Linked DNA regions of Mus musculus: all the other regions are linked to region 2. A link is a loop called in an ENCODE intact Hi-C map of the cell type or tissue named here. Cell type or tissue: left cerebral cortex. All regions are shown on one strand.

Evidence for each region. A loop is a pair of places that touch in the nucleus more often than their neighbours do. Peaks named below come from ENCODE experiments on the same cell type or tissue, not always from the same donor. Only the 100,000 strongest peaks of a DNase experiment are listed, where the experiment ranks them.
Region 1: a loop joins it to region 2, with 2.1 times the contacts of the local background. A loop is called at or near these places in 16 of 42 quality-filtered maps.
Region 3: it touches region 2 in a loop (2.5-fold over the local background); 6 of 42 quality-filtered maps call a loop at or near these places.

The regions. Positions count from the first base shown.
Region 1 is chr13:48,572,666-48,580,665 of GRCm38, forward strand. Ptpdc1 (protein tyrosine phosphatase domain containing 1) reads right to left here. Exons shown (of 10, transcript NM_207232.2): 10 at 5,204-7,178. The coding sequence ends at 7,071. Among named protein-coding and RNA genes, the nearest start is that of Gm25232, 4.3 kb to the left of the region's middle. In left cerebral cortex, no CTCF peak of the experiment used is centred here; a DNase peak (open chromatin) is centred at 1,167; H3K27ac peaks cover 775 bases.
Region 2 is chr13:48,620,977-48,628,976 of GRCm38, forward strand. It overlaps Ptpdc1 (protein tyrosine phosphatase domain containing 1), which reads right to left and starts at 4,696. Exons shown (of 10, transcript NM_207232.2): 1 at 4,401-4,696. In left cerebral cortex, no CTCF peak of the experiment used is centred here; DNase peaks (open chromatin) are centred at 4,085, 4,347 and 4,705; H3K4me3 peaks cover 1,776 bases; H3K27ac peaks cover 1,075 bases.
Region 3 is chr13:48,543,039-48,551,038 of GRCm38, forward strand. No RefSeq gene overlaps it. Among named protein-coding and RNA genes, the nearest start is that of Mirlet7a-1, 8.8 kb to the left of the region's middle. In left cerebral cortex, a CTCF peak has its summit at 3,663; DNase peaks (open chromatin) are centred at 2,897, 3,634, 5,454 and 7,665; H3K4me3 peaks cover 2,177 bases; H3K27ac peaks cover 1,481 bases.

The DNA of each region.
Region 1 (8,000 bases), 48 kb before region 2:
TGATCTTTAAGTTCATTTTTTCATGTCTTCCTTTTATCTGAGCAGTTCATTTATGAAATTTGCAAATATTAAATTTTGCTGGGTTCTTATAGCATTCTCACATTATCTATGTTTATTAATTGAAAAAAATACATTCTCGCTACCTACAGAGTTATTCTGTACACCAAACCACTAATTTTTTGATTCTTTTAATAAGTTTATATGGGATGAGAGTATGGATCTCTACTGCTACTTGTCTATTTTAATTGATTTTTTAACTTTTTATTCATGTGTATGGGATGTTTTGCCTGTATGTTTGTCCTTTTAGCACATTCATGCCTAGAACCCACAGAGTCTACGAGAGCATTGGATCCCTAGGAACTATGAAGTGTGGATGGTTGTGAGGTACCATGTGACCGCTAGGGACCCAACCTGGGTCTTCTGCAAGAGCAACGAGTGCTCTTAACAGCTGAGCCACCCTGTTCCTCCCTTCTCACCAACTGAATCGACCTCCAGTATCACCTCCTCTGTAGAAGGCTTTTCTTGGGTTGGTTTTGAAGATTTATAGAGATCCTCTACTGTTATGCACTCCTGAGACTTCATTGTGTGTGTGTGTGTACACATGTATGCACACAGGCACACGTGCACGTGTGTGCATACATGACATGTGATGCTCTGAGGACAATCTCTGGTGTTCTTCTTCAGTCACTGTCCACCTTTTGTCTGAGACAGTCTCTTCTTGGCTTGGAAGTTGCTGATTAGGGCTAACCTGGCTGGCCACTGAGACCCGGGGATCCACCCATCCCTCCCTCCCCAGCCCTGGAATTGAGAGCAGACACCACCATGCTCTGCCTTTTGACATGGGTTCAGGAGAAAGAGTTCAGGCCCTTGTACCTGCATAGCAGGCACTAACTAAGCTATCTCCCAAGCCCCATTCTGAGGACTTTACATTCCTCTCTCTGTAAGGCTCAAACTGTTTCCGGAAGCCTAAGCTAGCATGTGAACTTTGCATTCTCATGAATATACTGGGGGACTCTCCAGCTGCAGTGTGGCATGTGACACTCTTCACAGATCGCACGAAGAGGCAGCTAGCCGTGAGAATCCAGCTGTCTTTTCTTAAATAAGAGACTTGGAAAAATTTTTAAGTCATGCTGTTGTCAGCGTTCCATGGCTGGGAGAAAAATATCTGACAGGATTATTTTAAAGAAAGATTTATGGGACAAAAGGTCCACGGTTCAAAGGCTTCTTCTATCTCTGGGGACTTAGCCTCACTAGCTGGGTCTGTCACAGCACAGTCCCGCAGTGGGAGGAGGGGAGGAAGAGGATCCGTTCACCTTGTATACAGGATGCAGAGACGGAGGAAGCAGAGGGAGTCTACAGTCCCGATTATCTCTTCCAAAGACACGGCCCCAGTTACCTAACTTCTTCCATCAAGCTGCACTGCCAGCCCCCAACAGTGCTGTGTCTGGGGAGGAGGTCTTCTACACATGGGCTGCAGCCATGACCAGTGAGGGTGAGCAGCAGTGGCTAAGGTCGAGCCTGAGCAGCAGCCGGGGAGGCCTGCAGGCATCCAGGTCCTTTCTATACTAGTCTGCCGCCCCAAGCTTTCGCAACAGCTTGGAAGATCTCGGCACTGCCTCTTAGACGCTCGCCCTGGGTTCTGATGAATAGCATCGGGCTTCCCTCTGGACACATTGAGCTTATCAAGGGTGCCTGGTGTGGAGCTCTGTGCTCTGCTTCTCTCTTATGAGTTCTGGTTTAAATAATTTCTTCTCCTGCTTTACTAAAAGCACCCAAGAGAAGCCAGGCAGCGTCCAAAACACTTTGGGGCTTGGAGATTTGACAGAAGAAATCTGCTGAATATAGGAGCCCATAATCCCTACATTCTGACTTCTAGAAATGTCTAGGACAGGCTTGGTGCTCTGACATGTTAATATTAGTAATCAAGCTTGTAATGAAAAAAAAAATGCTTGCTTAACAACATCCAGCTCTCGAGAGAAATCAGGACCACGTTACAAACTGCAGCCCACAAAACCAGTGTCACTTATGAATTTGGTATCTTCTTAATATCTTTGATATCTTCTGTTTCCGGTGTAGCCCACTTACCACATGACCGCTGAGAATGAGTTAAGGCTACAGCATCAGTCCTGGCGACACAACTCCAGAACTACTGCAAGTCTTTATTAACCCAGCTCCCAAGCTACCTCTGCACTTTGACTTGTCACCGCAACACCCTGCTTCTGTGCTGGTTTCTTAATAACTAAAGAATCATTTTACTGCTATCCCAGCTGGGAGGTCAGGCTAAGGTGACGGCCCCTTGTAGGAGGGCTGACTTCTGCTGCCAAGATGGACATTTCAAGCTGGGGGTGGGGCTGGGGGGTGGAGAACATGGTATCCTCACGTGGCAGAGAGGAAAAGTTAGACTAGCTGGTGGTGGCAGGATCTGGCCATGAGGACAGATGCAGAGGCTCTCCCTCAGCACAGTTGCTGTGAGGCTTCAGTCCCCATGTGTGGATTTGGTGCCCATTTGGACCATGGTACCTTGGCTCTTGGATAAAGGGACTCATGCCTACGTGGTTCCCATGTCCCACATGCCCCAGCACAAAACTGGCACATGACCTGCTCAAACAAACAAACAAACAAACAAACCAAAAGCCAAGTCCTTTACATTTGTAAAAGAAAGCAGTGTGAAAGTGTAGGATGCTCTTTAGCATGATGGTCATCTAAGCTAGACCTTACCAAGACCCAGGGGATATCTCCCTGCCAGTCACAGGGACATTTAATTCTAGGTTGAACTACACTGAATGCTCAGTTTGACCATTTCTTCCCTAAAGAAATGGTCCTTCTACATGAATCTGAAATCAAAATCCTGGGTGTTTTTAATTTTTTTCTTTTGGGGTTTGGAGAGATGGCTCAGTGATTAAGAGTGCTGGCCGCTCTTCCAGAGGACCCCAGTTTAATTCCCAGCACCTACATTGGTTCACAACTCTCTGTAACTCCTGTTCCAGGGATCTGACACCTTCATACAGACATGCAGGCACAAGTGCTTTAGCCACTGAGTATTTCCCAAGCCCATTTTTAAAAAAAGAACAAAATGAAAAAAAAAGTCACAAGAAATCAAAGGGTAGAGGGCTGGAGAGTTAGCACAGCCCTCTCTATATATACCCTGTTCATGTAGAGGGCCTGAGTTTGGATTTCAGCACCCATATAGCGGTTCACGACCTCCTATAACTACAGTTCCAGATCTGAGGCTTCTTCTTGCCTCTGTAGGTACTGAATTTATATGTGTAAGCACATGTGCTTGCACACTCGCACACACACTCGCACACACACACACACACACACACACACACACGGAAATAAAGTCTTATTTAAAATACAGTAGGGGCACTTGACTAGTACATACACAGGCCTGGGTTTGATCCCCGACACTGTACACACCAGGCATAATCTTAGTTCTTGGGAGGTGTGGATGAGAATTCCTGGAAAGAAGCTGTGTCTTTGAGGATCGACTGACTAACTTAGTACCGCAGTACTGTGGAGAGATCACAATGTTGCAGGTCCAGGGCCTCATTACCTTATACTGGGCTAAGTTCTGGCCTACTGGAACAGCTGGTCCTTGTGTTCTGCCTGCATTGGAACCTAAATCTTGTGAACAACAGATAAAAGCTTTTTTTTTTAATCTATTAACTTAGCAGACTACTAGCTTGCACCAACCCAGAAGCTAAGAATGCCATTGCACAGAATCTTGGGTTTATAGAAAAGTTCCCCCTGTCTTGCTGTTTCTGCCTCTCTGATGTACCCACCAATGTAGTTTAACTTACGACTTTTTTTGTATTTAAAACGTCATTAAACCGCATCCACGTTAGGTCACAGAATTTGGAGTAACTTGTCTGTGCTCCAGGGCCATGGTCACTCTCATATGTTCCAGAATAAGCCACAGCTTTTAATCCTTTGAGGTGGGAGCTGGTTCTTTCCACGACTGAGGAGAAGGTGGAAGCGCATCCTCAGCCATGTAGAGAGTTCAAAGCCATCCCTGAATACTGGAGACTCTCTCCCACCCATCCGCATAGCCATGCATCAGAGACAAACCGCAGGCTAATGGTTAGGTTACATAGTCAGAATGAGTTAAGTAGGTATGAGTCACTGTGGATACATAAAATTTAATTACAAGAGGTGTTAGGATATTTCAATCTTCTTGGCCCCTCTCACCCTTCTTGCCCTCTTGAAGCCAGGCCACAGGGGATGTATGGCACACCTCCAAGCCCTTCTCTATCTCAAGAAACCATCTCCTTCCCTGTAATGATCCCTGGGTCTCTGGACAACTCATTGTAAACTGGCACAAGATCCTGGAAATGTCAGCATCTGCCTGCCTTCTAGACTCTTACCTGCACCTGTAACAGCATGGCATGTTCACACACACTGGAAAGCGGGCTGAAGATATGATCAAGCAAATCAGCACAGAGGATGAGGTATGCAAATAAATTCTGCAGCAGGAGCAGCAATCCTTCCCAGGGGGCAGTTAGCGAGTCTAGAGAGCATCAGAAACCGACAGCACGAGAATCACGTGCTTTCACTTGGTGAGTGTGGTATGCTGGATGGAGACTGGCCCATGGTGCTGGCTCTGCCTTCTCCTGTGAGTGTGTGTGTGTGTGTGTGTGTGTGTGTGTGTGTGTGTGCTGTGTGGAAAACAGGCACCCTTTAATGGAATCCAGGGCACTGGTGTCAAGAGGGTGCTTTAGACTGCGATGGTCCACCAGTCAAGAGCTTGCAGGCTACAGTGGGGGCAGAGAGCACACAGTGGGGAGTCTGCCTTACTTGGTGTCTTCAACAGTTGGCGTCCACAATGCTTTTCAGGGTGCTGAGGGGGATGAGGTACCTCCTGCCCTCGGGGAGAAGAGCACACTCAGTATGGGGTGCTCTCAGTTGCTTTTCTTAAGCCAAAATTGCAGCCTTAAAACTTCTTCAATATGTGACATTTCCATCCTTTTGGCTAGAAAGAAGTCTTCATTCATTTAGATAGAGGAAGGCTGGAATCTTGTCTGCCTGGACTTTGTTTTAAAAACCATTCCTCTTAGAGCCTGCTCTCCATCATGGCCCACTGCATGAAGGTGAGCATAGCTAGCAACCTCAACTGCTAACTCAGTTGAGAGCAGCCCCTTCCCTTATCCCAGGAGAACGCACAACGCCCACGAGCACTATAGTGAAGAACCACAAGACGGGGTAGTGGTTGGTCCTTTTCACCTTTATTCAAATAAGCACAATGCCCACACAGAGCCTGACAGCGTCTCCTCAGGCTGCTGTATTTGGATTTTCTGACATGCAGTGGTGTCAGCACATGACGGTGCCAGAACTTAAAACAAATGTTGCAAATGCACAGGCGCACTGGCTTCAGGGAGGGAGGTGACCGAGGTCCACAGTGTCACTTGCCCGTTCAAGGCTGACAAAAGGCGATGACAAGCATTCTCTTTGAATATCAGCTTTTAGAATGTACACAGGAGACAGAGTGCACGGATTTCCTGTTGTTAGGCTAGGCACTTAAAAGGATACTTCAGCACTGGGTAAGCCGGTTCATTAACCATCACCGTATTTCCTTTCCCAAGAAGAACATTCATGGTGAAGGAAATTGCACTTGGCTTTTGTCATCAGAGTTGGTGAGGCTAATGATGGAAATAGTTTTGGATACACTAGACTGTAATTCAGAAATGCATGAGTTAGGGAAATTTCATTTGTTCTAATTCAGTCTTGCTTGTTTCCTAAAATTCTGAGAATCAAAGAGTTAATTCTTTAGTTTGAATTGGTCTAGTTACCACCTTTGTCAAGAAAACTATTATGGCATGGGCTCTGCTACTCCTATGTATTAATTCGATTTAAATAAGGCCTCAATTGCTGATTACCTGTTTAATCTAAAGGAACAAGTTTGACCAGCCACCTGTCCTTATTTGAAGCCAGTTAGGGTCAAATTCAACTTAAAAATTATAATCCTTACAGCAAAACAGCCACTAGCAACAGAGCAGGCCAAGGCAGGCTGAGGCAATGGGCTTATGAAAGGGCAGCTTTGGGGCTGGGCACAAGCCGGGCAGCAATGCCAGCACTCCTGACAGAAAGTGGCTGGCCTGGCTTACTCTAGCTCTGAGCGCCTGTGAAGGATGGTCACACTGCCCCCAGGGAGCAGGGCTGGCTAGGAGCTGTGCCCTGGTACTGCTGTCTTTTCTGCACAGTCCGGGGAGGACAAGGGTCACTTCTGCTCCTTAGCAGCTGCCCATCCTGGCCACTTGTGGTCCGTTTCTCTGTACAGCAGGGACCTGGCTCAGCAGCAGGTGGGGGAAGCAGGATAAGGTCTCTGGGTTGAGAGCTGCTCCCTCCCCTGACAGCCAAGGGAGAGGTTGTCTGGAAGCCTGACAAAGAGCAAGTCTACTTTCTATAAGTACAGAATCCGACCCACTCCAGCCAGTCTGCTAAGGTAAGCTGAACTGCCGAATCACTGAAAATAATATTCCTTCAAAGACCTGACCACATCTGTAAAGAAAGAAAAGAAGAACAAAAGGCTTCAAGTTTTTTTTTTAAAGTACTTTAAAATGTATTAATAGCCTTCTTAGTAGTAACAAATATAAAACTGTTTAAGACACTTGGTGACTATCTTAGGTCATATTTCTGAGGGAGGGGACACATGTCTTGGGAAGGATACATAGTGAAGTTTTACTACTAAAATGATCTATTTGGTAAAAACTCCACAAAGAGTTTTGTCAAAAAAATAACTGTTTTGAAAGGGTTATTTTTTCCTCTCAAATGTCAACAAGAGTAAGGGCACAGATACAACATACTAAATATGCCAACACAACAACATCAAGTCAGTGAGTAAATAAATAAAGTGGCACCAACTTCATGGCGATTTTTCAAGACACAGTTCAAAGATATTTTTAAAATAAATAACTAAAAGAGGAGCCGTCATCCTCAGCCCAGGGAGGCGGCACTGACAATGGACTGAGGCAGGAAGCGCGGCCAGCACTGGTCCTCGGGGCGGGGAGCAGAAGCGCCACCCTCAGGAGGGGTGGATGCTCAGGTTGGATGCTTGTCCAGAGAAGAAAGCCTCAGGAGAGGCTGTCTTTTGCCATTTTCCTCTTTTCTTCCAACGTGTGCTTAAATATTTTTTTCAAGGTGTCGTAAACTATTGGTCCGTTTTCAGAATCAAAATTAACCTGGTGACAAAGAAAATTTTTATTTAAGACTCTGTAGTAAAAAAATCTAACATGTTTCTGTTTGCAAAGAGAAAAAGGGTTGGAAAAAACAACGATGGTTTATATAAAAATACATATAGTTAAACACATATGCTAAGTTTCATACATTTAGCTGAAAGACTAAGTTAGAGGTGTCACCCACGTCTGTACCAAACCTTTGACTGAAAACTCATTTAATGTCACCCCTGGAGTTTAATACAACCCAGGCAGGAGCCACCAGGGCTGTCAGCAGGGACGTGAAGCTGAGACTGACCATGGGTGCTGCAAGAGAACCGTGTACTGTCCCAGAGGAAGGGATGCCCTACTGAGAGGGAATCCGGATCCTGGTGCAGCATCTCCCTCCACAAACTGCTCCTTCCTGGACAAGCAATCACACGGGAAAGGCTGCTCACTTCATCAGCAACACAAGGGATGCAGGATGCTGCTCTACTTGTTGGCCAGTGTCTTGCTGATGGCGTCCACAAGGCTCACACGTCAGAAATAAACAACTGCATTTCTCCTAGAAGCATTTATTTCATATTTTGTGGATACCAACTTGAAAAGTTTGGACAGTTAACTCTGCTTAGATGATTCTTGTTTAAACCCAAGGTGGAACTGGCTGGTCATGCAAATACCTCGGACTCTTATGAGAATAGGATTTAAAAAGACTTGTGGAATACCCAGCCGTTTGTCTCTTTGCTCCCACATTATTCTTCAACAACCTCACAGGTCAGCTTTATCCTGATACCATGGTTAGGAAATCCTGTAACTACTTATAAAACACAGTTGCATTTCAGGAAAGAG
Region 2 (8,000 bases):
AATAAAGGAATCAGAAAACAAACTGGGATGTTTGAGGGAAATAGAACTGGAGATCACTATCCTAAACAAAACAAGCGGACTCCATGGAGAGAAGAGTCACTTACATTCTTTCATATAGAGCATCTAGGGGTGGAGATTGGGAAGGCCATGAAAATAAAGGATCTATTAGAGATGTGGAAGGGGAAAGTGGGTAAGAAAGGAAATAGATATGGTGAATGTGATATCAAAGTGTGTGTGTGTGTAAGTGTCATAATAAAACCTATTGTATGATATAATACACATTAATGGGAAAAAAACAAGAAACATTTAAAATTGTAATGACCTAAGAGGGCAAGTGCTAAGTTCTGAAGCATGGTTAAAGAGTAATCTAAGTAAACACATACTTGTATGTCCACTGACACTTAACAAGGGCACCACGAATACACAATGCAAAAAAATATAGTTTTTTAAATTAAGGGAAAACTGAATACCCATATGCAAGAAAGGAGAAGAAAAAGTGAAAAAGAAGGAAGAAAGGAAAAGAAAATTACACCACTTACAAAAATTAATTCAAAGCTGAGCATGGTGGCGCATTCCTTTAATCCCAGCATTCTAGGGGCTGAGTCAGGGGGATTTCTGTGAGTTCAGGGCCAGCCTGGTCTACATAATGAGTTCCAGGACATCCAGAACTATATAGTGAAATTCTATCTCAAAAAAAAATTAACTCAAAACATATCAAAGATTTAAAAGGAAGATGTAAAATTTTAAGTCCTAGAATTGTGTAATTCCTAGATTTGCGTTATGGCAGCTATCAGTGTGTCAAAGAAAGTGCAGGGAATTATGAAGAAGAGGACACTTGTGAACCCTCAGGAGACACAAGCATTGCTCTAAGCAATACAGAGAAAAGTATGGCAGTTCCTCAGAACACAAACAAACACACCATGTCTGAGTATCTACACAAAGGTCTGAAATCAGTTTGTCAGAGTGTTATGTGTGCTCCCATGCTCACGCTACACTATTCACAGTGTGCATATGCATACACACATAGAAACCCTATTAGTTTCTACATGGCGGCTGGAGGTGGGAAGCACGATGCTAAGGAAATGAGCCGAAAAGAAAACACAACAGAAGAGAGCAGAACAGTAGTCAGAGAGGTTGAGGGGATGACAGGGGAGTGGAGAGATGGTTGTCAGAAGGAATGCTAGAAAGCGGTCACACAGGAGGAACAGGACTTTCCCCTCAGTTGTACAGCATCATGAATACACTCAGCACTATCGTGTTGTATGTTTCCAGAGTGCCAAATTTCAGATTTTCTCACCACAAAACAATGAAGCAGTAGATGCTAATTTACTCCACACACCAGTCACAAATCATAACATCATTTTATATAGCAATATATAAAAGTACAAATGGCCAATTTACAGTAATTTATAGAAAAAGCCTCAGAAGAGCGGAGATAATAGAATGCTGTAGAGCACTTCCCCAGCGTGTGCAAGGTCCTGGGTCCCATCCCCAGTACTGCAGAGAATACACAAACAAATAGTAATATCAGCTAAGCAAGGTACCTGCAGTAATTAGTGTTTAAAAAATGAAAGCCAAGGGAAAGAGGTGTGTGTGTGTGTGTGTGTGTGTGTGTGTGTGTGTGAGTGTGTTAGAAGTTAAGCTGAAGAATACTGGCATTTCATAGAAGAATTTTAAAATTATGTCTCTTCTAAAACATTTTAGACCTGGGAAATCCTTAACTGTACTCTTACTTATTTTCCTTAAATCCTCTATTCTCTGACATACAATGTATTTTTACTGAGACTTACATGTCTAAGACTTTCATAGCATATTACTTGACCATGTTAGTTTTGTAGATGTTAGTTAGATTTATCACAATCTATAAATGCACTGCTTTATTTAGTGTTTTCTTCATATACTAATTTTATAAGACCAGGCATCTTGAAGATCCTCTTCATATCACCAGTATCAAAGGCCTGAAACATAAGTGTTCATAAATATTTACAGAGACACTAAAGATATGATTGTGGTCATGGGAAACTCTAGATGGTCATTTTGCCTTTAGTTTTCTCAGAATCTGTTAAAAATGACCCATTCTTTTTAAAGGAGTTTTTAGTATCTCACTTATAGTAAATCCTCTATAAATATATCTTTTTTGTAAATAAAAAATCTTACATATTACAGAGGGATTAGAATTGTGAATATGCCCTAGAGGGTGAAAGAAATAATGTTAGCAAAAAGATAATTTAGGTTAGCACTCTACTGGGGCTGTAATGTGCTGTTTAAATGAATGCCACAGCTCTGAAGGCACTGTTCCCGTCTAATGATGAGGTAAACATGAGAGAGAAAGCCACTGCTCCAAGGTCATAACTACAAAGTGTCACAGTTGGGATTAGAGCTCCAGTCTTTCCTTAAATCCAGACAAATAAAATACTAGCTTTATCTCTAATATAGTCAATGCATCACATTGTCTAGTTAATACCAACAAAGAGCCGGTTAGTTTTTCTACTTAAATCATTTTAAGAACAGGAATCATAAACATACATATTTTGATTGAAGCCGAGGGGATATGAGAAATGGCAGAAATATTCACTAACAAAGATGATTCTTAGAAAAGATTTCAATGGATGTATTTTCATACTCCCTCACTCTCCAAAGTTCTTCTGGGTGGAAAAAACCCTTGGGGGCAGGTTTTGGTTTGGAAAAAAAGGGGGTTTGAAATGTTCTTTTAAGAGAACAGTGATTTGAAATTTATATTCAGAATAATTTTTAGATTTTTTTTCTCCCCTATATATGGAATAATTCTGCCTGTGAGAATGTTCTAAATTTATGTGACATCAGGGGGGCATCACTAATCATGATACAGCATGGTAAAGACCACAAACATCATTTTGTTAAACTGGTGATACTACAGGTAAATTGTGATTCTTACTTTTCTTCATATGACTTTTTTTGGGGGGGGGGTGGTTTCGAGACAGGGTTTTTCTGTATAGCTCTGGCTGTCCTGGAATTCACTTTGTAGACCAGGCTGGCCTCTAACTCAGAAATCCGCCTGCCTCTGCCTCCCGACTGCTGGGATTTAAAAAAAAAAGTGTATTCAGTAGTGGTCAAGGAAGATCATATAAAAAGAGAGAGAGAGATTCAGTAGTGTTCTCTCAATTCGCTTGGATTCCACCAACAAAGGATTTTTTTCTGATGAAAACCCAACCTCCCTTAAAAGGACATGAAGTACTGTTGAGATGGGGAATCTGGGTCTCCAGGACACAATGCTGTGAAGGCACCGGTATCCGGTTAGCAATTAGTTATTGCTAAGACGGACTACGGACTTCCAAATGGGAATCGTCTATGAGGTCTTAAGCAAATTTCATGCTGGTCCCAGTTTGTCTCTAAGACCTGGGTATCCACACTTTTTAAAAAGCCACAGGTGGGATTCCTGGGTAGCGAGAAGTTTCGCTACAACTGAACAGGAAGAAACCACATGGTGATGAGTGAGTGGTTTGAGGTCATACATGCGTGTTTACATTTTATTTCTTTCCACTAACAGCTCTGATTGTGGCAAATCACCCAAGCCTTCCTTTCTGAGGGAAAGACAAAAACAAAACAACAACCTGGAATGACACTTTGTTGTTAAACTCAAGAAAGCTTATGCTGTGCAGGGTGGGGGTGGAGGGTGAGGTGGAGGTGGATATATACATGTTCACACAGGTTAATAGTGCCCGCCATGATAACAGCTTCTCAGGCTCCTTCAGCTCGCAGTCAATGAATGATAGCTTGTGTTCAGTTTTTAGCATAGACAACCCTTGCTGGAATAATTTGATCAGCTATTTCCCTAAAGCACTGTTTCTCAAGCTCCACCCCCCTCCTCCCTGGGCCTTTGTTTACTAAATTTTCTTTTCCATTAAAATTTAATACCACAGGTAGGGTGTATCTATGGTGTGGTCCTCTGAAAGGCCACAAACCCTTTATTATATAAGAAAACACACACACCCCAGAGCAGGGACATCGACATCATCATCATCATTATCAACGTTGAGAATGCATGTCAGGAGAAAAAGTGACTTGGTCAAGGTCACGTGACTCGTTTACTGACAGAAAGAGGTCCGAATTAGGGATCCCAAAGTGGTAGCCTGATACCTGCTTGTGGCTGTCTTGTCTGCTTTATTTGTAATGAAGAACTAGTTGTCAATATTTCTAATCAAGAGATTTCAACTAAAACACCCAAGCAAGCCTCCAACTGCTCCCGAGAAATCCGAGTGTCGCAGCACTTGAGCAAGACAGAGGGGCGCCCGGTGGCCCTGGTCCCCCGCCCCGCCTCTAGGGATGCGCCTCCAAATAACGCCTCCCTGGATAACCCGCCGCGTAAGGACAACCGTCTGGGGACCGCTCGGCGGGCGCCTAACTGGCTGCGGACTCCGAACCTCTTGGCGCGCTTCGCTCTCCGGCTTCGGAGCCCTGGAGCCGACGGGTCGGTGTCTCACGTCTAGGGCCGGGAGGCGCGGGCGGAGAGGACCGGCCGGCCCCGGGCGCTGCTCGGGCGGGTTCCGCGGCGCTGGCCTGCCCGCAGGCCCGGCCTCCCGCCGCGCCTCTGAGCAGGGAGACTCCCCGCCAGGCGCGCTACACAACGTCTCCCTCGGGCGCGCGCACGGGCCACTCCACAGCCCGGCCGCCGAGGACGCCCTGTCGCCGCCGCGGCCTTGCGCGCGCCCGACCCAACAGCCAATAGCCGGAGCCGCTCGGTGCACGTGATACGCGCCAGCCAATGGAGACTCGAGGCGGCCCGTGACGCGGCGGACAGCTTCTAAGGTTTTCGAACATGTGGGAGCCGCTGGGAAGCCGAGCTGGGGCTTGAGTGGTCGCGGGCTGAGCCGACGGCGTGTGCGCGGAAAGCCCGGAGGACCCTCAGGGCCATGAGAGGGCGCGGCTGCCAGCCTGCAGCATGGGGGTGGGGGTGGGGGGCACCGACTCCCCACGAGCCCCGGTGCAGAGTCGCAGGAGGAGCGAGGACTGCTCTGGAGCTTCGCTCACGGAACCACGTGTTCCGTCTCAGCGCCCAAAGAAGAAGAAAAGCCCATATTATGCATCGAATGTCTTCATTTCCCCCCTAATATTCTTGAACTATTATATTTAATAGTCAATATTGTCTTGCACTATGACAGTTTAAATATGAATTTCTGGAGTTGGTCTAGTAGGGGAAAGTTGAATTATGTAGAGGGGGGAAAATGAAGACCAAGTGCTGTCATAAGTATGGGTCCTGTAGGTATCTGGTGAAACCACTGTACCTGTTAGCAACGATCCGTGTTGCTAACGAAAGTCCCAACTGCCACTTGTTCTGTAAGCATACTTTAACTCAAGTAGAAATTTCCCCTCGGTTGTTCTGAAACAGACCATCAGCAAATGTTCACTAAGGCAGTAATTTAAAGACACCAGTGCTGTAGCAGTTGGATGACCAAAGCTAAAAACCCATAAATACTATGTCTCTCCACAGTGGAGTAGGCTAGCCTAATAAATCTGAATTCTCCAACTCTCAGAGTGGTGTTTGGTTCTTCTTTGGTCAGTTTTCCATAACACCAGAGTCTCTTCCTTCTGTTCTCCTGCAATCCTTAGACTTTCTTTGTCAAAGCCTTGCCAGCATCTTAGCCTCTTGTGACTCCAGGTCTGGACAGGAACAGGGACCCTGTCATTAAGAGACCTGACTGGTCTCTGCCCTCTTGTAACAGAAACTCCAGGTTCCAGAATCCTGATCTAAACTCACAGGCATTTCTTCTCATTAAAGCTGTACCCAGGGATCCAGACATTCTGCCATGTCACCCTTAAAAAATCAGGTTTCCTTTCAATTTGTGTCATGGATCAAAATCGTAGACAGAGCACCATCCACCATGTCCTTATTTAATATTTTAATAAAGATCTTACTAGAAGCCTACCCATCAACTTAATCATATTATAGATCTTACATACTCAGTAACATGACCTCATGTAGTTGAGAAATGTCTTCACTAGGCACATTTCTGTTCTTAAGGAAATCCCATGCCAAAAAAGTGAGGGATGGATCCAGATAAGCATCTACCAGCCTCTGCTGAGTCCATGTTTTCAAACTCTACTAGAAGTCCTGTTATCTCATACAGTTCAGTAGAAATGTCTTTCTAGTGCAGGACACTGCTAGGCAAATTCTGTGGCGCTCTGTGCTAGATGCTTTACATATATTTTCTATTTTGTCCATGCCATTAATAGCTTTGTGATGATACAAGTGACATCGAAAGCTGTAAATGTATGCAATGGTGTCAGCGTTCGGAGGCTGATTATGGGATGGATCCCCAGGTATGGCAGTCTCTAGATGGTCCATCCTTTCGTCTCAGCTCCAAACTTTGTCTCTGTAACTCCTTCCATGGTGTTTTGTTCCCAATTCTATGAAGAGGCAAAGTGTCCACACTTTGGTCTTCGTTCTTCTTGAGTTTCATGTGTTTTGCAAATTGTATCTTGTATCTTGTGCATTCTAAGTTTCTTGGCTAATATCCACTTATCAATCAGTACATATCATGTGAGTTCTTTTGTGATTGGATCACTTCACTCAGGTCCATCCATTTGCCTAGAAATTTCATATAAACTAACCAGTACCCCCCAGAGCTCGTGTCTCTAGCTGCATATGTATCAGAAGATGGCTTAGTCGGCATTGTTGGAAAGAGAGGCCCATTGGTCTTGCAAACTTTAGATGCTTCAGTACAGGGGAACGCCAGGGCCAAGAAGTGGGAGTAGGTGGGTAGGGGAGTAGGTGGGTAGGGGAGTGGTGGGGAGGGTATGGGGGACTTTTGGGATAGCATTGGAAATGTAAATGAGGAAAATACCTAATAAAAAAATTAAAAAAAAAGAAAGTTGTAAATGGTGACAAACTAGCATGGCAGAAGGGCTTTAGGTATACTAAATGAGTGATCTGGTTTCAATTAGTTGTACAGTGCTGCAAACATAAATATAAGGAATATAAATCTGTGTTTTCAGTTAACAAAGTTCTCTGTCTAAAGTTAACCTGGATCAACAAACAGTATAGGGGAAAAAATACTACCTTATAGCCCAGTAAGCAGGCCTCATATAAATATACTAATACAAGAAAGATTTTTACATTAAATTATCAATTTGGGGTTTGGGAAACAAATATTTCCCAAATTGACTTGGCATTTCTTACTATTAGCCAAGAAAGAAGAGTGCCCATGTTTGGTTTTTTAAATAAGAAGCAGGACTGGTTTATGCTTTAATAAACAATACCTATTATATACTCATGCTACATTGTAACATCAAAATTTAGCCTTCCAAGTGACAAGTATAGATATACAATGAACATGTGGAGATTATTTATAAATTGGTTGTGTGGATGAGAAGGATCTGAGAAGAAGAGTGACTTATCAGAGAAGACTTGCGAGGAATTGACAACTGAGCTAAATCTCCATGAAGACTTGAAAGAATCTGGCCAAGAAGAGAATACTCATCCAAGTACTGAGATGAGTTATTACAAAAAGATAGCATATATGACTGATGGTTGTAAACAAGAACACAGAGTAGCAAACTGAAGAGGTAGGCAGTCTGCTGTCACAGCAGTTGTACACTATCCTCCTGAAGAGTTTGTATTCTTTGGTCATTAGCATCCATTCTCTACCCTGCTTTGGGGCAAGGGGAATTGCTTCTTGTGTACATTCTTATGTGGCATTATGATGCCCTTTGCCACTATGCAATGGATGGTGAGTGACCAGGGAGGTCAGTCATGTTATTTGTCAAGCATAAGGGAAAACGTGGGATAGATGAGAAGTGTGCAAATATGCTTCTGTGTAGCAGCTGTTTCTTACAAACTGAAGCATCCTAGAGGGAGACTCATTAAGACTCAGGGAGTAATCAAACTTCTAAGATCCAGGAAGTAAATAACTGAAAATTCTTAAGAAGTTCCTGAAACTTACAGGATCCACAAGGGCCATCCCACATCAAGATTAAGATCAGACGCTTGTGTCTTCCAGCCTCAAGATCTGGATCACAGGTAT
Region 3 (8,000 bases), 78 kb before region 2:
AGATAAAGCTGGAAAACCAGAAAAGTTTTGTCTATCTTTAAGACAAACATATCCAGGTAGCAAATATGAATTTTTGAAAAGTAGCTAAATAATGCATCACAGTTGCATTATTCATTAAGAAACAATTACCAACACTGAAACTGAATATCTCAAAATGGTACACACTGTAACTAAAATATACTCCTGCTGTAATGTAAAATACTCTAGATTTCACTAGGTACCAAAAAGGCAAAATCATTATATCTAGTTAATGCAATCTACTCTTAATTGATTACATAATGCACAGAACACCCACAAAACTCAAGGACCATGTAAGGTGCCACCTTTACCCCCATTACTTTAGTCCTGAGAAAACATGAAAAAAAAAACATTGACAATTAGTAAAAATAGTCTTTATAGTATAAGTTTCTAAAGACATTCAAAGTTTTGAAATACTGCTAGCCTTGAGTGCCAAAATATACTTCCCAACTTATACACACTTAAATGGGAGAGGGGAGCAGTGTTTTACACATTTCACCAAATATGACTATAGAGCTGTTTCTATTATTCCTTGGAGATCAGTGTAAGAGAGGAAATGTGCTCTTCAGGAGGACATTAACCATTTCTGCCACTCACAAAATGGTACTTTGCAGGAAAACTAACAGATATAGCTGATGTAGCACATTATTTCGTATTTTAAATCTTCCTAAAAGTTTCTGATCACCACATACTAAGTGATTCAGGATACATTATTTGGAACATTCATTGGTGGTGCTTCCATCTAGCCTCCTTTATTTGAAACAGGGTCTTATACAGCTCAGGATGGCCTGGAACCTTCTACATAGCTGAGGATAACCTCTAACAGTGCAGGGATTGCAGGCAGGAACTGGAGATGGAACCCAGGGCTTGAGGCATGGCTGGCAAGTACTCTTTATCAACTGAGTGAGCTACACCTCCAGCTCTGGCTTTGTAGTATTTTTAAAAAGGCTTCTTTTTTTTAATTATTTTGTATTATGTCTGCACAAATGTGGACATCGAAGGATAACTTGGAGTCAGTTCTCTCCTCCCACCATGTGGGTGAGTCCCAAGGATTCAAACTTGGGTCACTGTCAGGTATGATGCTAAGTGCCTTCAACCACTTATCTATCTGCACAATTGTCACCAACTCACACTGGTTCTGTAACATTAGTTACTGAAATAAAAGGAACTTGATATTTAGGATGCTATTCTCTAAACCAATTAGTTTCCTTAGTTCTGGAGGAGGTTTACTAGGGACATTTCCCAGGACCCTCAAGAAATCTAAATGAGACTTACTAACATTAAATTATTATGAGCATTTATTTTATTAGTACTGGAAACTCAACCCACCAATTCAGGCATGTCTGACAAGCTTTCTATCACTGAGCAACAACTCCAGCAGGACCATTTGTTTTAATACTTCACTCTGTGAACTGAAGTACTTTTTTTTGTTGTTTGTTTGTTTTTGAAACAGGTTTTATCTGTGCAGTCCTGGCTGTCCTGGAACTTGCTCTGTAGATCAGGCTGCCCTCAAAACTCTTGAGATCCACCTGCCTCTGCCTCCTGAGTGCTGGGATTAAACTTGTGTGCCAACACCTTCTTTATAGCCACATGTTTTGCATTCCTCTACCTTTCCAGCTTGAAAAATTACTAAGTCTCAAATCAGCACAACTTCAATTTATAGTGGGGGAGGGCACAGCTTGCTTCAAGTCTACAAAACTATCAATTTCTACAATAAAATTACCCATAGGGTAAAATGCACGCCCCATCTACACAATTTTGATAACACTTTTTAGACCCGACTTAATTTGGAAGATTTCTATTCTCTAATTAAAGTTCTTACATTTCCAACTAGTATTTTTGTTACACTAACAATTTCAAATTTCCCAAATATTACTGCTTCAACTGACAGAACCTAATGAAAGGCCAGAATGCTGAAAAATCTGTATTAAACTAACTTTTCTTTTTTTGGCTTTTTTCGAGACAGGGTTTCTCTGTGTAGCCCTGGCTGTCCTGATACTCACTTTGTAGACCAGGCTAGCCTAGAACTCAGATATCCGCCTGCCTCTGCCTCCCAAGTGCTGGGATTAAAGGCGTGCCCGGCTAAACTAACTTTTCTTATAAAAAGATTGTTTACTTGTTCAATTTTCTTCACAAGATTATCAGGCAATCAAAAACAAGAACACTAATGTTTTAAACTTCAAAAACAGGTTGCCAATATTTTTCAACAGTTAAAAAAGCAATCTGTCATCGTCTTCCATTTTAACTAAGTTTCTAAAGTTTTTCTCCGCCCCCCCTTGTCCTTTCATAATTATCCTTTTAACACAAAAAGTTGAAAACTACAACACAGACGATCACTTCTGACACAGACCCTGCACTAACAAGCGGGATCACCGAAGGGCAGTCCTGGCCAAGGGCATAAAGGTTACCACCCTGCCTCCGCTAAAGAGCGCGCCGAGAGATAAGTTTTCTTAGCCGGCCTCCGAGAGGCCACCCGCTTCCAAGAGTTTGCAGCCTCCCCAGTCAAAAGGCCAGTCTCGTTTCCGGTGCCACCGAGCTGCAAATCTCCTACCCCATCCCCTGGGATACAGTTTCCTCCCGCTCTCGCGCTCCCCTCCCCCTGGCCAAGGACGGGCAGCCGCAGCGATCCTCCAGCCCCAGCAGCTGCTCCAGGCCCTCAGGCCGCAGTTGGCCGAGCGGAGCAGGGGCAAGCAGCCAGCGTTGGCTCTCCGTTCCCTCCCTGCCAGCGCCTTCCCGCCCCGCCCCGTCCCTCCCCGCCCCCCGCACTTCCTACCTTCCTCCATCCCACCCCCCCCAACCAAAGCCAAGGTCTCCCCGGCCCACAAACCTGACGGCGGAAGTGACGTCATAGAGGCCCGGCTACGTCCGCAGCCAGTCACGCCACAGCGGGGAGGTAGCCCCGACCAACCGGCGCGAGCCAGAGGGCGGGACTTCCGTCCGCCGCAAGTTTGATTGAAGCGGCGGGGGAGGGGCGAGGTGAGGAATGTGAAGAATGACCCCCCTCCCCCGCCCGGTCGCCGAGGAGCTGGGCGGGAAGCGGAGGGGGCTGGGGCAGGCCAGCGGCCACGCGGCACCCCTCCCCCGCCCGAGCCCCAAGGCCCACGGCATCCGTGGGCCACCGGCCCCGGGGCCACCCGCCTGCCCGAGGCGCCCAGGCCATCCCACGGGTCCCAGGGTGCGGCGCGGCAGCCCCCAAGTCTTCCCTCCTGGTCGCCCGCTGCCGCCGCCGCTGAGTCTGGAGGAGGGAAAAATGGCGACGTCCCCGCGCTCGCCTTCACGCCCGCAGTACCCACCTCAAGCTCGCGGATAAAGGCGTCCCGCTGCCGCCACGGGAAATGGTCTGGCTTTCCCCCCACCGTGGCCCTCCACCGCCGCGCCCGGGAGAGAGCAGCGCGCGAGAACCCGGATGGAAGCGCGGGCGGGCGGGCGCCGCCTCGGCGGCCTGAGGGAAGGCTACGCGCGCGCCGGGAATCCGAGGCGGGGGCGGGAGCTGCGGGCAGCGCGCATTCCTATTGGCGGACGCTGTTGACGGACGTGTGCCTCGCCCTCTCGCCTTAGCCGGTCGGGGCTCACCCGGACCCCCACTGGAGGGTGACGGCTGAGCCCGCCCCCGCCGCGGAGAAGGCGGGTCTGGCCCGCCCACCGTGACAGGCTCCTCTTTCCCTACTGGAGGACCGGGAGAATAGCGAGGACCGTCCTCTGAGTCCCGCCCTCCGCGGTGATGGACAAGTCGTGTCACGTGGCCTCCGTCCGCTCTGCCGGCTGCGAGGCGGGAGGTGCTAGAGTTTTCGGGGCGGTTTTCACGTGTACCCAAGATGTTGGATTCACTCAGTCTTCCCTCTCGGGGGCTCCGGGGCTCGACGCCAAGGCCACTCCATACCTCACTTCACCCATCTGTCACATAAGGAGTTAGGTCTCCTATGGTGTATCTTTTATCTCTTTTATTTTTTTTTTCTTTCCCATGTATTGAAATTTTTGTGCTAAAACTTTTTCAAAGCAATCTTTACGAATTCTTTTTTTTTAAATCAATGCAAAAGCATTTCTTCATTCTTACTGGAACTTTCCATGCACTAGGAGACCTCTCTGCTCTTTGGTGGGTGGGTTGGGGTACTATTTAATGATAGTAGGTTTGCACGGTTTAAAAAAGAGAGTCAAGAGAGTCAAGCATCAACAAAACCCTATGAACATTCATCTGCAATCCATCCAGGGGAAAAAGGCACTGTACACGTCAGCAAAGTGCTTATATTATAAACTCCAACTATAAGCCATCCTAACATTCTCTGTCCAAAGCAAATGACAAGAGAGTTTAGAAGATGGGAGAGTTTGGGACTAAAGTGAACAAGTGAACAAAAAGAAGAGGAGGGTGGTGAACCTTGTGGGATAGGTAGGATATGGGGAGGAAGAGCTTCAACCTTCAGGATATACTGTGAGAAAGAGGATTATAAACCACACGATGTCATCAACTCTTCATACAAAGCTGGACTCCTCACAGTAGGTTTTCCTTCGTAGGCATAGCGGTGTGGATTTTGCTGTTTCGTTTTCTTCCTTTTTTTCTTTCTACTTTTTTTTTTTTTTCAGTAAACAGAAACCTAATTTGAAGGTGACTTACAGAATCAAAATGCCTCAATATAGCCACCTGACTGGCGACGGATGGCTGAAGCTTCTGGTTTCCGTCCTAAGAGAAAGAGACATTCTAGACTATGGGAATTGGGACCTATAAAGTAGGAGTAGCCCACAGAGAAGCCACCCCCTGGGCCCTGAAAGAGCAAATTCCTTCAGCCGAGGTCCTTGGAGAGGCCCACCCTGTGTCCTGGAGGCTTTGCTACCTCAGTTCCGTTCCACCTCTAGCATGACTCCCTCCAAATTTTCTCAGTCCAGACAAACAAGTAATTGTAACCAAAACTGCCAAAGTAAAGCATACATACTTCTCGAAATGTCCTCTGGCCTCTTTGCCTCAGTCCTCCCCTTGTTAAGATCTCCTTTGACCTGTGTCTTCTCTTTTGTCCTTTCGTTCATTGTTCATTGCATGACTTCAAGATGATATATTCACTTCTTGATCTCCCTGCTGTTCATCGATCAGACTCTCCGTCCTTATTCCGGGGTGTGATGGGCCATTTTAGTGTGTCAGTTTGAGCCACCATGCCCCAAGATATCTTATTAAATAATATTGCTGGATGTCTGTGAGGATGTTTCTAGAAGAGATTAACATTTAAAGTGGTAAACTAAGGAAAAACTAATGGCTTTGCCTAATGTGAGTGGATATCATCCAGCCCATCCAGGGCTTGAATGAACCAAAACGGTACAGGGACACAGGGTGGCTGAATTCTCTGCTTTCTGACTCCTAGGCCCTGAGATTTCACCAGCAGCAGCTTGCCTAGGTCTGCAGCTTCCATATGGAAAATTGTGGGCCACGGCCCAGCTAGATGGCTCAGCAGATAAAATGTGCTTGCCGCCAAGGCTGATGACTAAGTTCAGTTCCCAGAATCTGCATGGTAGAAGGGAACCAACTCCTGCCAAGTTGTCCTCTGACCACACAAACGCACACATATATGCTGAGTAAATGAAAAAAATTTTTTTCAAGGAATTAATAGGACTTCTTAGACTTCATAATCATTGATCGAAGAAGACACATACACATTTATACGTAGATGCTCCTTGTCTTGTGATAAAGTTTGGACCCAATAAATCAATATTGTAAGTCAGACTGTCATAAGGTGGGAGCATTGAATACACTACCAGTTCTGCTCTTCTGGTAAACACTGGCTAATACAGCAGATCACCTTTGGCAGTTGGCCTAGGCCTTGTTATAGCCTGGTCTGGTTATCATAAGAATGATATCTGTCAAGCGGGGCAGTGGTGGTCCACGCCTTTAATCCCAGCCCTTGGGAGGCAGAGGCAGGTAGATTTCTGAGTTTGAGGCCAGCCTGGTCTACAGAGTGAGTTCCAGGACAGCCAGGGCTACACAGAGAAACTCTGTCTTGGAAAACAAACAAATAAACAAAAAAAAAAGATATCTGTCAGTGTCTTCCACAACCTCATCTACTCCATAGGCCCCATGACTCCTGAGGGGCCTTAAGTGCTAGTACTCCCCGAGGAGTCACAACAGAAAAAAAAAAAAATTCCACAAGCAGAGACCTCAGGCAGAGAGGGATACTTTCCAAGGTTATCCTTAGAGAGGGGTGGACATCAGTTATACTATCTGTCTCACATTATCTTCCTCAAGGGGTTTACAAACAGGTCATAGCCCAGGGTTCCACGTGTTCCCAGAAATGCTTGTTACTCTCGGGCAATGTTTTAAATCTATCTTAAATTGGCTGACAGCATTCAAAAAAAGATCAAGACGTTTAATTTGAAAATATCTAGATGTCTTGGTTTTCTCAGAAAAAAAAAAAAAAAGGGAATCTCTGCATTCAGTCTGCATTTCAACATGACACTGTACTCTCCGTGCAAGCTGAACTCTCCTGCCTACCAGTCACCAATGAGCCTGCTTCATTTTTATTCTGAGCCTGGTCCCTGAAATCATTGAATGAGTCCTCTGGACTTAAAGCAGTCTCCTCTTGGGGTGGGGGTCAGGGATTGCTCCCGACCCATTTCAAGTGTGAGGTTTCACTGAGCTGACACCTTCACCACAGAGCTGAGAAGGTGGCACAGGCAGAGCAGTACTACAAAAGTCACTATCTAAATGAGGTCAATTAGAGTTCCTTCCTAAGAGTGTATCGGAAATGAGCTCAGAGAAGAGAACCCTCATGACCTCGGCCCCAAAGCGGCAAGGACATAAGGAGAGGCCTATCTGCAAGAGTAGAGAAGCAAGGGGCCTGGGAAGATAGCTCAGTGTGGTCATTAGTTCAGTCAGTCTCAACACCCACATAAAAAGCCAAGTGTGGAAGCAGGCCCCTATTTCCAGGGCTGGGGAGACACCCAGCCAGCCCAGCAGAGTCAGTGAGCTTCAGGTTCAGCGAGAGACCCTGTCTCAGAAAATAAAGGTGACTGGCATTGACTTCTTTCCTCCACATGTACATACATAAGTGCACAAACTACATGTGCATGCACACACACAAACACGCACACACACACACACACACACATTCGCGCACATGGAGAATCAGAGACAAAACGCTGAGAGCGGGGGTTATGACAGAAGCCGAGTCCCTGCATTCTGGGATTCCTGAGATCACAGTGATGAACCAGCCTGCCTCCATCTTAGGCTTGAAGGCTTCTTACAGTAAAGGCAAACTAGGTTCATTCCTCTTTATGATTAAATCTGTTTCTCAAGGATTGGCCTGTAACCTTAACTACAAATAGTTCTGTGCTGCCTGTTCCAGGAAACAACTACGTCCTTGTTTCAAAAAGTTGTAATAACCATCTTGCAACCCTACCATTGTTTGAGAAGATTGCTATGAAGTCCACCTTGTTATGTTTTGCTTCTGTAAACCCCACCTATTTAACTCGACAGTCAAATTCCCCCATTTGGAAACCCCCTACCCCTGAGCTATAGAAACCTTGTCTTCCTCACATTCAATGCTGATCTCTTGAACCCCACTTTTAGGAAGCGACAGCCCATGTACGTGAATAAAGAAGCTTGCTTTAATTAATTGGATGATTTGGGTTGGTGTCTTTCCTTGCACGTTTGGGATTAACAACAGTACCATTTCCCCAGTGTCAGACACAGTTTTCTCTCTATATGGGAAGTACGTGGAGTCTGTGTGAGTCATGTTCAACGGTAAGGAAGTTGGGAGGAGGATGGGCATAATAAGATTCAGAACCCACATTCCAACCATCTACTAACTGCAGCTTTACTTACTCCTGAGTAAAGGGGGTCCCCAAAAATTAGTCAGTAGCTTCCTTACCTAAGTAGCAGAAAGGTGAATCAATCCCCAGAACCCCATAAACTGAACTACATGGTGCATCCCTGTAATCCAGCACTTAGAAGGTGGAGGCAGGAGGATTATAAAGTTCAAGCAATCCTTGTTCAAGTTCAAGGC